2 separate regions of the Homo sapiens genome follow, and region 2 is linked to region 1. A link is a loop called in an ENCODE intact Hi-C map of the cell type or tissue named here. Cell type or tissue: psoas muscle. All regions are shown on one strand. Links, peaks and the distances in the headings refer to the core of each region. The heading gives the core; the rest is flanking DNA.

Region 1 (5,378 bases), core at 305-5,304:
TAGGCTCTGAGGACCAGAGTGAAATAAGACTTCTTGCTTGTGGAAGGAGACAAGATTGGGGATTTCCCTCCAAACCCCAAATAGCCTATTATTATTTAGGAATTAATTCCACTTGTAGGTTGGTAATACATACATTTTGGACACATGTTGAATGTATAGAGGAACATCAGTTGACCTTTTGGTAGTTACTTATTACAGAAAATGATACTGAATAAATGGGATGGCATCTTAAGCCTGATTATCTGAGAAATAAGAATAGACAGGGGACAATATTTATGAAAAAATTCCCACTATATATGCACCGTACTAGATAGCAGAACATCCAAGAAAGGCACACATCAATACAGTGAGGAGGCACCTGGGAAAGCTTCCCAAAGAAGTGAAATACTGGAGGGGGTGGGGACATGAATTGGCAAAAAGCAGTTAAGAGGAGACTCCAGGTGGACAGTGCTGGCAGCTGGGAATGGCTGGTCTGAAGGCAAGGAGGTAGGATTCAGAAAGTCACACAGTGGGTGAAGAGAATGGGTAAGGTAGGAGGCGGGAGGAGGCGCTTGAGGCAGAGCTTGGGTTTGATGCGTGTGGCTGAGAGATGAGTGGAATCTTCCCTCTTATTTCAAACTCAGACAGCTTTCCCTCAGCCTGAAAAACCCTTCAACGGACCCTGCTGTTTCTAAGCACCATCTTTTCGTCTCTTGCTTTCATTGCCATTTTCCTTTCCTGCTCACCACCACCCAGCATTTCACAATTTGACATATCTGTTTGTGCTGCTCTAACAGACTACCTGAGACTGGATAATTTACAAAGGCAAAAGTTTATTTCTCACAGTTCTGGAGTCTGGGAAGGCCAAGATCAAGGCTGGCAGGTTTAGTTTCTAGTGAGGGCTGCATCTTTCAGAGGGGAGGGATGCTGTGTCCTCACACAGTAGAAGAGCGGGAGAGCAAGCTGGCCTAAGGCTTTGGGAGGCCTCTTTTATAAAGGCCTTAATCCCATAATCCCATTCATGATGGAGGAGGCCTTATGGCCTCATTACCTCTTAAAGGTCCTGCCTCTTAATATTATCACATTGACAACACTGAATTTTGGAGGAGTTACATTCAAGCCGTAGCAACCTATGACCCCAGGATTGGACAAAAACTTCCCACAGTAGGATACTGATGATGCCCTTCTAGCCAAGCGCAGTGGCTTCTCCTCAGGCCTCATCTATTATGATTGGATACTGGATTTTCTTCTTTGGTTTAAATGACCCTAAAATATTTGCTCTTCTTTCTTAATGTATTTGTTTCCTTTGGTGGTTCTGCTTTTCCTTGCTTGATATGTCTTGAGTATCTAGATAAGACAATCTAGAAAATCCAGGCCTTACCATTGCTTTTAATTTTTATTTCATCTGCCACATACCTCAGTCTCATGGTTTTGAATATCCCCTTTTTGTTGATGACTGCCAACCTCATATCCCCAATCCTGAGCTCACCTTTCATTTACCTGGAACTGCCAACGTAACAGTTCAGCTTGGAGAGGCCCTGTCATTTCCAGGGCACAGTTTCTGAAACCAGACTTGCCTCTGCTCCCTGTTTCCAGTTCTCCAGCCTCACTCCCCTGCATCTCTAGCTTCCAGGCACTAAGAACTCTGGACTTTTTTTGTTGAGCTTCCTCTTGCAGCCATTCTTCCCTGTTCACTTCCTCGCCTGCTATCTTGCCCAGACCTTCAGTATGCACCTGGAGTTTGTTTTGTTAGCTTCGGTAATTAGATGACACATAGGAACTCCTTTACTGCATGACATTGGGAAAAAACACTTTGGAATGACTACTTATTTTTACATCTGTGCTTGGAAAGCCTCCTTGAAGGCTGTAGTTAAGGAAATGGGTTAGCTGTTTCTTTCTATCAGAGACTAAGGTAACGACTTTTTTTGCATTTTCTTGATGATGAAAATATGAATGATGAATGTTTGCATTTGAGAGACATTTTGATCATTTCAGAATAATGCTTAGGAGAGGGAAAATCTTATTTTTAGAATTTCTAAACTTAAAATATGTTGGCCTTCAGCTTCTCTGTTACTGTGTGAATGGGGCACTGATAAGAGCCACCTCTGTAGTAGTTTGAAGTCTGAAGTATGGGCCTGGGTCTAAACATTGCGCCTGCCATGCATATTTTATGGGCCGAGTTTCCATGCACAGAGCTCCTGTTAGCAGTGAGATGGTGAGCTGTGCCGTGCCTGGATTCACAGTGCTATTGGACAGGTTTTAACTGCCTCTTGCTATTCTGGAAATTTTGGACCACCCCCTCCCCTGCAAGCCTGGGTAAGTTAGATGCCTCACCTCTGGGCTCCCCTGGCACCCTGCATAAAACTCTCCTATAGCACTTTCCACGCTGTACTGTAATTAACGTTTGTCTTTGTTTTTGACTAGACTGATAGTACCTTGTATTGAAACGTATCTTTGTATTCATCTTTGTCTTTCAACATATCCTTGCGCAAAAGTGGCATTTCATGTTTGTTTAATGAATACGTGGATGAGTGAATAAATGAATGAATGAATGAGTTACTGGACCTGTTAACGGTATCAGCTCTTTGAGGCTGGAAGATTTATGTATCATAGGCTTTTGTGATATGCATTTTTTTTCTTTAAAATTTTCTTGCTTCATGATTGAATTAAACATCCAAGTCATGACAATGAAATCGTTGAGATAGATTATTTAAATATGTGAGGCTGGCCCTAGGTATGGGTATGGGCATTCTGACAAATGATGTATTGTGAAGTAGGTTCTGTCCACAGTCTTGAGTAGGAGGCTGCCTCTTGGTGGGAATGGGCTCTGGATTGTTTTCAATGCGTTTCGTTTTGGACTGTCCCAAGATCTCCTGTTGCCTTCCTTTTGTTGATCAAAATGGGATCTGTGTTTTGGAATATATGGGAGGGTTTTCTGCTCTTCCACAGATCTGCTCCTGGGTTTGTGGTAGAGCTGAATCAGGTGGATGAGAGGAACATACATAATACCTTCTATTCAGCTGCAGACTAACCTTTTTCTCCTTCAACCAGCCTGCATGATATACTTAACAATCTGAGATCAAAATATGCCAAGCAAATAAAGCAGTTTCAGGAGGAGAACCAGTCTCTAACCTCGGACTACAAACGTCTTGTGATGCAATTCAAGGAGCTACAGAAAGCCATGAGGTATCTTAAGGACTTGGTCCTAAGGCACTTGTCCTAGCATAGAGGTGACGGGGATGGAGTTTGTACAAGCTGTGATTTCGTTGGACTTGATGTCACCAGCTATTCTGGGGCTGGACCAGGCACTAGTTAACCTTTTGTGGTGTGTTCCCCTGGCCCTTCACTTGCGTGTCACCTGCCTTTTCTTGAGATGTGTTGGGATGGCTTCCAGTTTATCGTAAGTGGGAATCAGCCGCCCAGGGATGGGGCCAGGCCCAGGAATTAGCACAGCTCCTTTTCATATTCCTGCCCTGCTGCTATTTGAGGGGACCCTGGCCAGGTCCTGGGGCCAGCTGGCCATGCTCTGTGACTCTCCTTCACAGGCATTTTGCTCTTATTGATGATGAGAAGTTTTGGGAGATTTGGCTGATGAATGAAGAGGAGGCGAAGGACCTAATAGCCAGAGCCTTTGATGTGGACAGGATCATCCACACCCATCATCTGGGGCTTCCCTGGGCAGCACCTGATTTCTGGTTCCTGAACAATGTTGGGCCTATTTCTCAGCAGCCCCAGAAGTCCGCCACACAGATAGTAGAAGAAATGCTTATGCGCTCAGGTGACTAGAACACTGTCATAGAGCCTTAGAGCTGGAGGAGCCCCCTGAGAACATCGGGTCAAGCCAGTCACGTTAGAGATAGTCTAGGGAGGAGGGGGAAGAGTATGATTATTGGTATCGCTTTTAAGTCTCCTCTAATTTATAGCTTTGCTCTCTCTCCTGTATTATAAACTGGCAGTTAGGTCTAGAAGCTTGATCAGATGCAGGTCCAATTTATTTTTGCTAAGTACACTATTGTGTAGTACCTCCATCGGGATAAACTAATGTTAAATTGTCTCCCTTTTTGTGATGTTAGCAACCATTGCTAATCATTGTCTAAGATCCATTAACTGTATTAGGGATTGCAAAATGGTGATATGTTAGATTCTGTTCTTGTGTCTTTATTTAACAGAATACTTCTTAAAAGAAAATCTTCCCTTCCTCAGCAATTTGCTACCCTGAGATAGTCTGTATATGAAAAGCAGGATAGATGCTTATTTTTTCTCTGTTTACCAGTTTTCAAAATAATGGGTTGGGCCTCTAGCATCTTCCAAAGGTACCAATGAGTTTTTAAAAAATATTATGAATGCATGAGTTTAAACAAATTTGATGTATTTTAGTTTACTAAAGTAATTATCCTTATTGAGGCTCAAATTGTTCCATCTTTGGCTAGTGGAAATCTTCATATTGGCTTCTGGGTCCTTTTGATTCAGCCCTAGTAGTTATTTATTTATTTATTTATTTATTTTTGAGACAGAGTCTCGCTCTGTTGCCAGGCTGGATTGCAGTGGCGCGATCTGGGCTCACTGCAACCTCCGCCTCCCGGGTTCAAGCAATTCCCCTGCCTCAGCCTCCCGAGGAGCTGGGACTACAGGTGCGCACTGCCACACCTGGCTAATTTTGTTTATTTTTAGTAGAGACAGGGTTTCACCATATTGGCCAGGATGGTCTCCATCTCCTGAGCCCGTGATCCCCCCAACTCAGCCTCCCAAAAGGCTGGAATTACAAGTGTGAGCCACCACGCTTGGCTAGCCCTAGTAGTTTTTTTTAACAGCGTCCTGGCTCTCCAGGATGACCAGGTGTTCAAGGCACACATTATACTTTTCCTGCCTCTTGTCTGGAATCAGCCATTTCTCCAAGGATCCCCTGGTCCTTTCAAATAGGGAATTTTTTTTTTTTTTTTTTTTTTGAGATGGTCTCACTCTGTCGCCCAGGCTGGAGGGCAGTGGTGGGATCTCGGCTCACTGCAACCTCTGCCGCCAAGGCTTCAGCAATCCTCCCACCTCTGCCTCCCGAGTAGCTGGGACCAAAGACTCATGCCACAATGCCCAGCTAATTTTTGTATTTTTTTGTAGAGACATGGATTTGCCATGTTGCCCAGGCTGGTCTCAAATCCTGGGCTCAAGCGATTCCTTCCCAGAGTGCTGGGATTACAGGCTTGTGTCACCATGCATGCCCAGGGAATGGTATTTAGAAACCACGCTGTGGGCGCTGGGTGCTTATTGTTTTGGATTGGCCATTGTTTCTAGGCCTTTTCAGTGGACAGAGCTGAGAGTATAGGATTTCTTTTTTTTGGTAATAAAATAAATCATGAGTTCATTCTAATACCTCCTCATCAACAGGATGCCAGGATTTTTATTTA
Region 2 (5,378 bases), core at 189-5,188, 67 kb before region 1:
CAAGTAGCTGGGATTACAGGCATGCGCCACCACGCCTGGCTAATTTTGTATTTTTAGTAGAGATGGGGTTTCTCCATGTTGGTCAGGCTGGTCTGGAACTCCTGACACCTCAGGTGATCTGCCCGTCTTGGCCTCCCAGAGTGCTGGGATTACAGGCATGAGCCCCCACGTCCAGCCAAAAGATTGTATTTTTAAAGGTAAGAAGACTTGCCACATACCAAATATAAGCATACTTCTTGCCTTTACTAAAACTGTTTGACTTGACTTAATGCTGCATAAAGCATGGTGACTCCTGATCTTTCTAGCGTTAATGCTTCTGTATGCTTTTGTCTGCATTTTCCTTCCAGACTATTTCTTTTGTCTACATAGTGACTGCAGTTGTGGGAGTTGAGGCCTGGTATGAACCTTTCCTGTTTAATTTCTTATATAGAGACCTATTCACTGCAATGATTATTGGTAAGAAGCTCCATGTTGAAGCCTGTTTTAACCATCACTTTGTTATCAAAAGAGCCGGTATTTGACTATAACAAGCAACAACACCCTTTGCCTCACAAAACCTCCAGGAAGCAGAACAACCCTACAACCTTGTAGGATTTCAGCCTAACCATTAAGAAAAATAAGGTTTCCCTGTTTTTGGGGTTTTTTTGTTCAGCATCAGCTATTTCTAATCAGAGGGAAATACCAAAATAGATCACATAAGCCTGATAAAGTGACTATTCAAATTAACCTAGGCTGTATTGGAGGGTCCACATTTGGTACAGGTTTTATATTTATCTCAAAGTTGAAAATTACTAGTTTGTATGAAATACAGGACAGATGAAATGTAGAGATTATTTTATAATGTATCCACTCAAAAAATTAAGCTTCTATTCCTCTCAGATATCCTCTTTCTTAACCCACTGATTGCTAAAGATTTTTTATGGTGGTAATCTTTCTGTTTTGATTTTAGCTGAAGGGGATATCTGTAGGATGATTGACTGAGTGGAGAGGGTATTAGTGGTATGGAACGAGTGTAAAGAGAAATCTAGATGGTTATTTAGGGGCCCCAGGAGTGGCACTGAGAACCTTTGTAGAAGTAAAAAGGTATATGTGTGGGCTATGTCCTGTATTCTGTTCTCTTATCTAAAAAATAGGCCACACACAGTGGCTCATGCCTGTAATCCCAGCACTTTGGGAGGCCAAAGTGGGAGAATCTCTTGAGCCCAGGGGTTTGAGACCAGCTTGGGCAACATAGTGAAACCCTGTCTCTAGAAAAAACTAAAGTTAATCAGGTGTGGTGCGTGCACCTGTAATGCTAGCTACCTGAGAGGCTGAGGTCAGAGGATTACCGGAGCCCAGTGAGCTATGATCGCATGTGCCACTGCACTCCAGCCTGGGTGACAGAGCGAGACCCTGTCTCAAAAAAAAAAAAAAAAAAGAATAAATAAAAAATAACCCTTTCCCATTTGGTGAACCTTGGTAATGGAATGGGAATTAGGTAAGGCTTAGAAACTGTTTAGAAGATGGTATATTAGGCACTGGCTTTCAGAAAAGGAGTGGTTTGGGCTTTTTTCTGTAGCTCTAGACTGTGCATATTTTAGGAACTATCTTGAAATCTATCAAATGTTCATTTTTGATACCTGTATAAACTGTTTTTTCTTTACCTCAAAAATGCTATTTTTCTTCTCCAATTATGTAGTGACCCTTTTGATTGTCCCATGGCAGGTTTCCTGCATGTTACATTTAAGTGTTAAATTTAGATAAGACAGAATCCTCTGGTATATGAGACATATTTTTTAATGTTAAGTGTGTACTCTAATAGGCACATAATTTTCTTTATAATGTTTCTACTTTTATATAATAAACCCCTGTGTACTATTACCCAGTCTCAACTATTTTCAATACCAGTGCCAATCTTGTTTGAAATGCACCAGTACTCTTTAGCCCCCTGCTTAGCCCCCGGGTTGTGTTATAATATACAGTTTATTTACTTACTGACATATTTGCCTTATATTTGACCTACCATGTGGTGTTCTTTCCCAGAAGTTTGAAGGACTTCCTTTAGGTTTTTTTATAGTGCAGGTCTGGTAGCAGTTTATTCTCTCTTTTTACTTACGTGAAAGTGTATTGATTTTGCCTGAATTTTTTCTTTTGGCATTTTGAATATATCATTTTAATGTCTTTTGACATCCATTGTTTCTGAGTCAGCTCATATATCATTGTCACTCTGTAATGTATTATTTTTCTCTTGTTGCTTTCAAGGTTCTCTTTTTATCTTTGGCTTTCGGAAGTTTGACTGTGATGTACCTAGGTGTGGTTTTCTTTGTGTTTGTCTTTCTTGGTATTTGTTGAGCTGTTGACTCTGTTGGACCTGTAAGTATTTTTGACTGAATGTGTGAAGTTTTCAGTCACAGTTTCACTTCTTGAGATATTTTTTCTTCCCCTCTCTCTTCTTTTCTGGGACCCCACTTACATGTGTGTTACACAGGTTTGCCTGATACTGTCCTAAAAGTAATTTTCTATGGCTTTATTAAGTTTTCTTTAATCTCTTTATTCTTTGTAGTGGATAACTTTTATTCATCTGTCTTTAAATTCATTGCTTTTTTTTTCTTCTGCCATCTCCAATATGCTGTTGAGCCCATCTAGGAAGTCTTTCATTTAAGTTATTGTACTTTTCCCTGGGTGCGGTGGCTCACACCTGTAGTCCCAGCACTTTGAGAGGCTGAGGTGGGAGGATTGCTTGAGGCCAGGAAGTCAAGACCAGCCTGGGTAACATAGTGGGATCACGTCTCTACAAAAAAATAGAAAAATTAAGCCAAATATGGTGGTGCATGCCTGTAGTCCCAGTTACTTGGGAGGCTGAGGCAGGAGGATCACTTGAGCCCAGGAAGTCGAGGCTGCAGTGAGCTGTAATTGTGCCACTGTACTCCAGCCTGGGCAACAGAGTCAGACCCTGTCTCAAAAAAAAAAAAGTTATTGTACTTTTCAGCTGTAGAATTTCCATTTGGTTTTTAAACTTTCTATTTCTCTGTTGAGATTCTTCTGTTCATTATTATCATCATATTTTCCTTTAGTTCTTTGAACATATTTAAAATTGCTGCTTTAAAGTCTGTCTACTGAGTCCAACATCTGGGCCCACTTAAGAGTCATTTTCTGTTGACTGCTTTTTTTTCTATTTCTTTGCATACCTAGCAATTTTTTTTTTGTTGTTGTTGAAAACTGGATATTATAGATTATATTTGTGGAGACTATAATCTGTTCTGCTCTGAGGATTTTTGGTTTTTTGTTCTGATAGGCATTTAACTTGTTTGGACACAGATGAAGAAATTTGTCCCATCACATTGTATTAAGTAGCTCTTGTCTCTGTTTGGTTATTTTCAGCTTTTAGCTGCTGCTTTTTTAGCCAGGTCTCTTGGGGGTCTCCTTTGTGTCTGTGTAGTTTAGTGGTCAGCCAAAGATTTGGGCAAAGTCGATACTGAGATTTTGGCGCTCACCTCTCTATGATTTTTTTGCTTTTGGGGTTTCCCCATCTGAATCTTCGGCTGCTCTTCCAGCAATTGTGTTCTGCCCCCAACCCTCAAGCCAGTAAGGGCTCTGCCTTCTTCAGCCCAGTCTGAGTGTGGGTTGGGAACACACTTAGTAAGAGATACAGCAGACTCACATCTCACCAAGAACACCTCTGTCTTTCAAGCACAGCATCTCCTCTACTTTCTGCCTTCTCTTTCACTATGTTCTGTGGGGTCTCCGATTTGCTTGCTTAGTTTAGCATCCACCCAGGAATCTGGGCAGAGCATATACTCAGATTTAGAATCTCAACCCTTCTGCATCTCTCTCTTCTACAATATCCCCCACCCTGCTTTCTAGTTCCTCTGCTGCTCTGAATCTATTATCTGCTTCCATAAGCTGGTAAGGAAGACTGTGGCTTTCCATCATCTGGTCTGGGACAGGGGGTAGGCAAGCCACGAACTCAGAGTTGTTCCCCAGTGTTTCAAGTGTAAATGCTTCTCGAATTTCTGTCTGTCCTTCAGTATTTTCTAGTACCTTCAAGTAGTTGTTTTAAATATTTTTGTCTGGTTTTTAATCATCATTTGTGAGAAGAATTGTCCTCCCTTTTTATGCCATCATTAACAGATGCCTTCCTTCCTTTAGATTATTTTAAAGCAAATCCCAGATATCATTTCTTTTCATCCGTAAATATTTCACTGTGTATCTCTAAATGATAAGGTTTTCTGTAAAAGAACCACAATTGATGTATTTCTATAGCTGCCGAGTACCTATACATTGCCTTTGGTTGGTATGCCTTTTAAATTTCTGTTAATCTGGCTGGGTGCTGTGGCTCACACCTATAATACCAGAACTTTAGGAGGCCAAGACAGGCTGATCATCTGAGGGCAGGAGTTTGAGACCAGCCTGGCCAATGTGGTCTCTACTAAAAATACAAAATTAGCCGGGTGTGGTGGCGTATGCCTGTAATCCCAGCTACTCGGGAGGCTGAGGCAGGAGAATCGCTTGAACCTGGGAGGTGGAGGTTGCAGTGAGTCAAGATTGCACCATTGCCAGCCTGGGTGAGAAGAGCGCAACTCTGTCTCTAAAATAAATAACTAATTAAAAAATTTCTTTTAATCTACGTAGCTTTTCCCTATTTTTTCTTTGAAGTTTATGTATTGAAGAAAGTAGGTCATTTGGCCAATAGAATTCTTAGATTCTGCGTTTTCCTGGTTGCGGTCTCATGGCATTAACATGTTCCTCTGCCCCTCACTTTTCCTATAAACAATAGTTAGATCTGTGAGCTTATTTTGATACAGGTTTAATTTTGGGGGTTGGGGGGCATGCTGGGGAACAGTGTTATTAGGTACTGGTCTTCCTATTGCATCACATTAGGAGGCATGTAGCGGGTTCAGGTTTTGTATGTCTGTTCCATCTGCTGCAAGTATATATATATATATATTTTAACCTGCTACCTTAAACTATTAAGGGTTAAACTTCACCTAATAATATTAACAGACATTGATTAACATGGCTTAGGAATTCATTCATTCAGTGGATAGGTAAGGAAATCAAGTTTTTATGATAAAATACTTCATAAATACATACTGATAATTCCAAAGCAAATTTGGTAGTACAGAATTTTTACTTAACCTCATTGATCTTATATTTTTATCTCCTTTAAACTATGACAAAATCCTTGGTTTTAAGTGACACAGAATACTCATTTGCTTTATTCCATGAACTATTCACAACAGTCTCCGAATACAGTACCTAAATCAGCAAACAGAGGAAAACTGAAAATTAAGATTTTGTTTTTTTGCAGTTTTATTCATCCTTACGTCTTATCCCACTAGGTGTGTCCCGTCAGTTTACTGTATTTTAAAGTCACCACTCTGTGGTTATGCCACCAG

What was found. A loop is a pair of places that touch in the nucleus more often than their neighbours do. Peaks named below come from ENCODE experiments on the same cell type or tissue, not always from the same donor. Only the 100,000 strongest peaks of a DNase experiment are listed, where the experiment ranks them.
Region 2: a loop joins it to region 1, with 6 times the contacts of the local background. A loop is called at or near these places in 1 of 110 quality-filtered maps.

What each region holds. Positions count from the first base shown.
Region 1 is chr2:26,441,192-26,446,569 of GRCh38, forward strand. DRC1 (dynein regulatory complex subunit 1) reads left to right here. Exons shown (of 17, transcript NM_145038.5): 9 at 3,031-3,165; 10 at 3,525-3,757. Among named protein-coding and RNA genes, the nearest start is that of DRC1, 42 kb to the left of the region's middle. In psoas muscle, for the core only: no CTCF peak of the experiment used is centred there; a DNase peak (open chromatin) is centred at 3,329.
Region 2 is chr2:26,374,693-26,380,070 of GRCh38, forward strand. It overlaps SELENOI (selenoprotein I), which reads left to right. Exons shown (of 10, transcript NM_033505.4): 6 at 348-456. Among named protein-coding and RNA genes, the nearest start is that of DRC1, 25 kb to the right of the region's middle. In psoas muscle, for the core only: no CTCF peak of the experiment used is centred there; no DNase peak of the experiment used is centred there.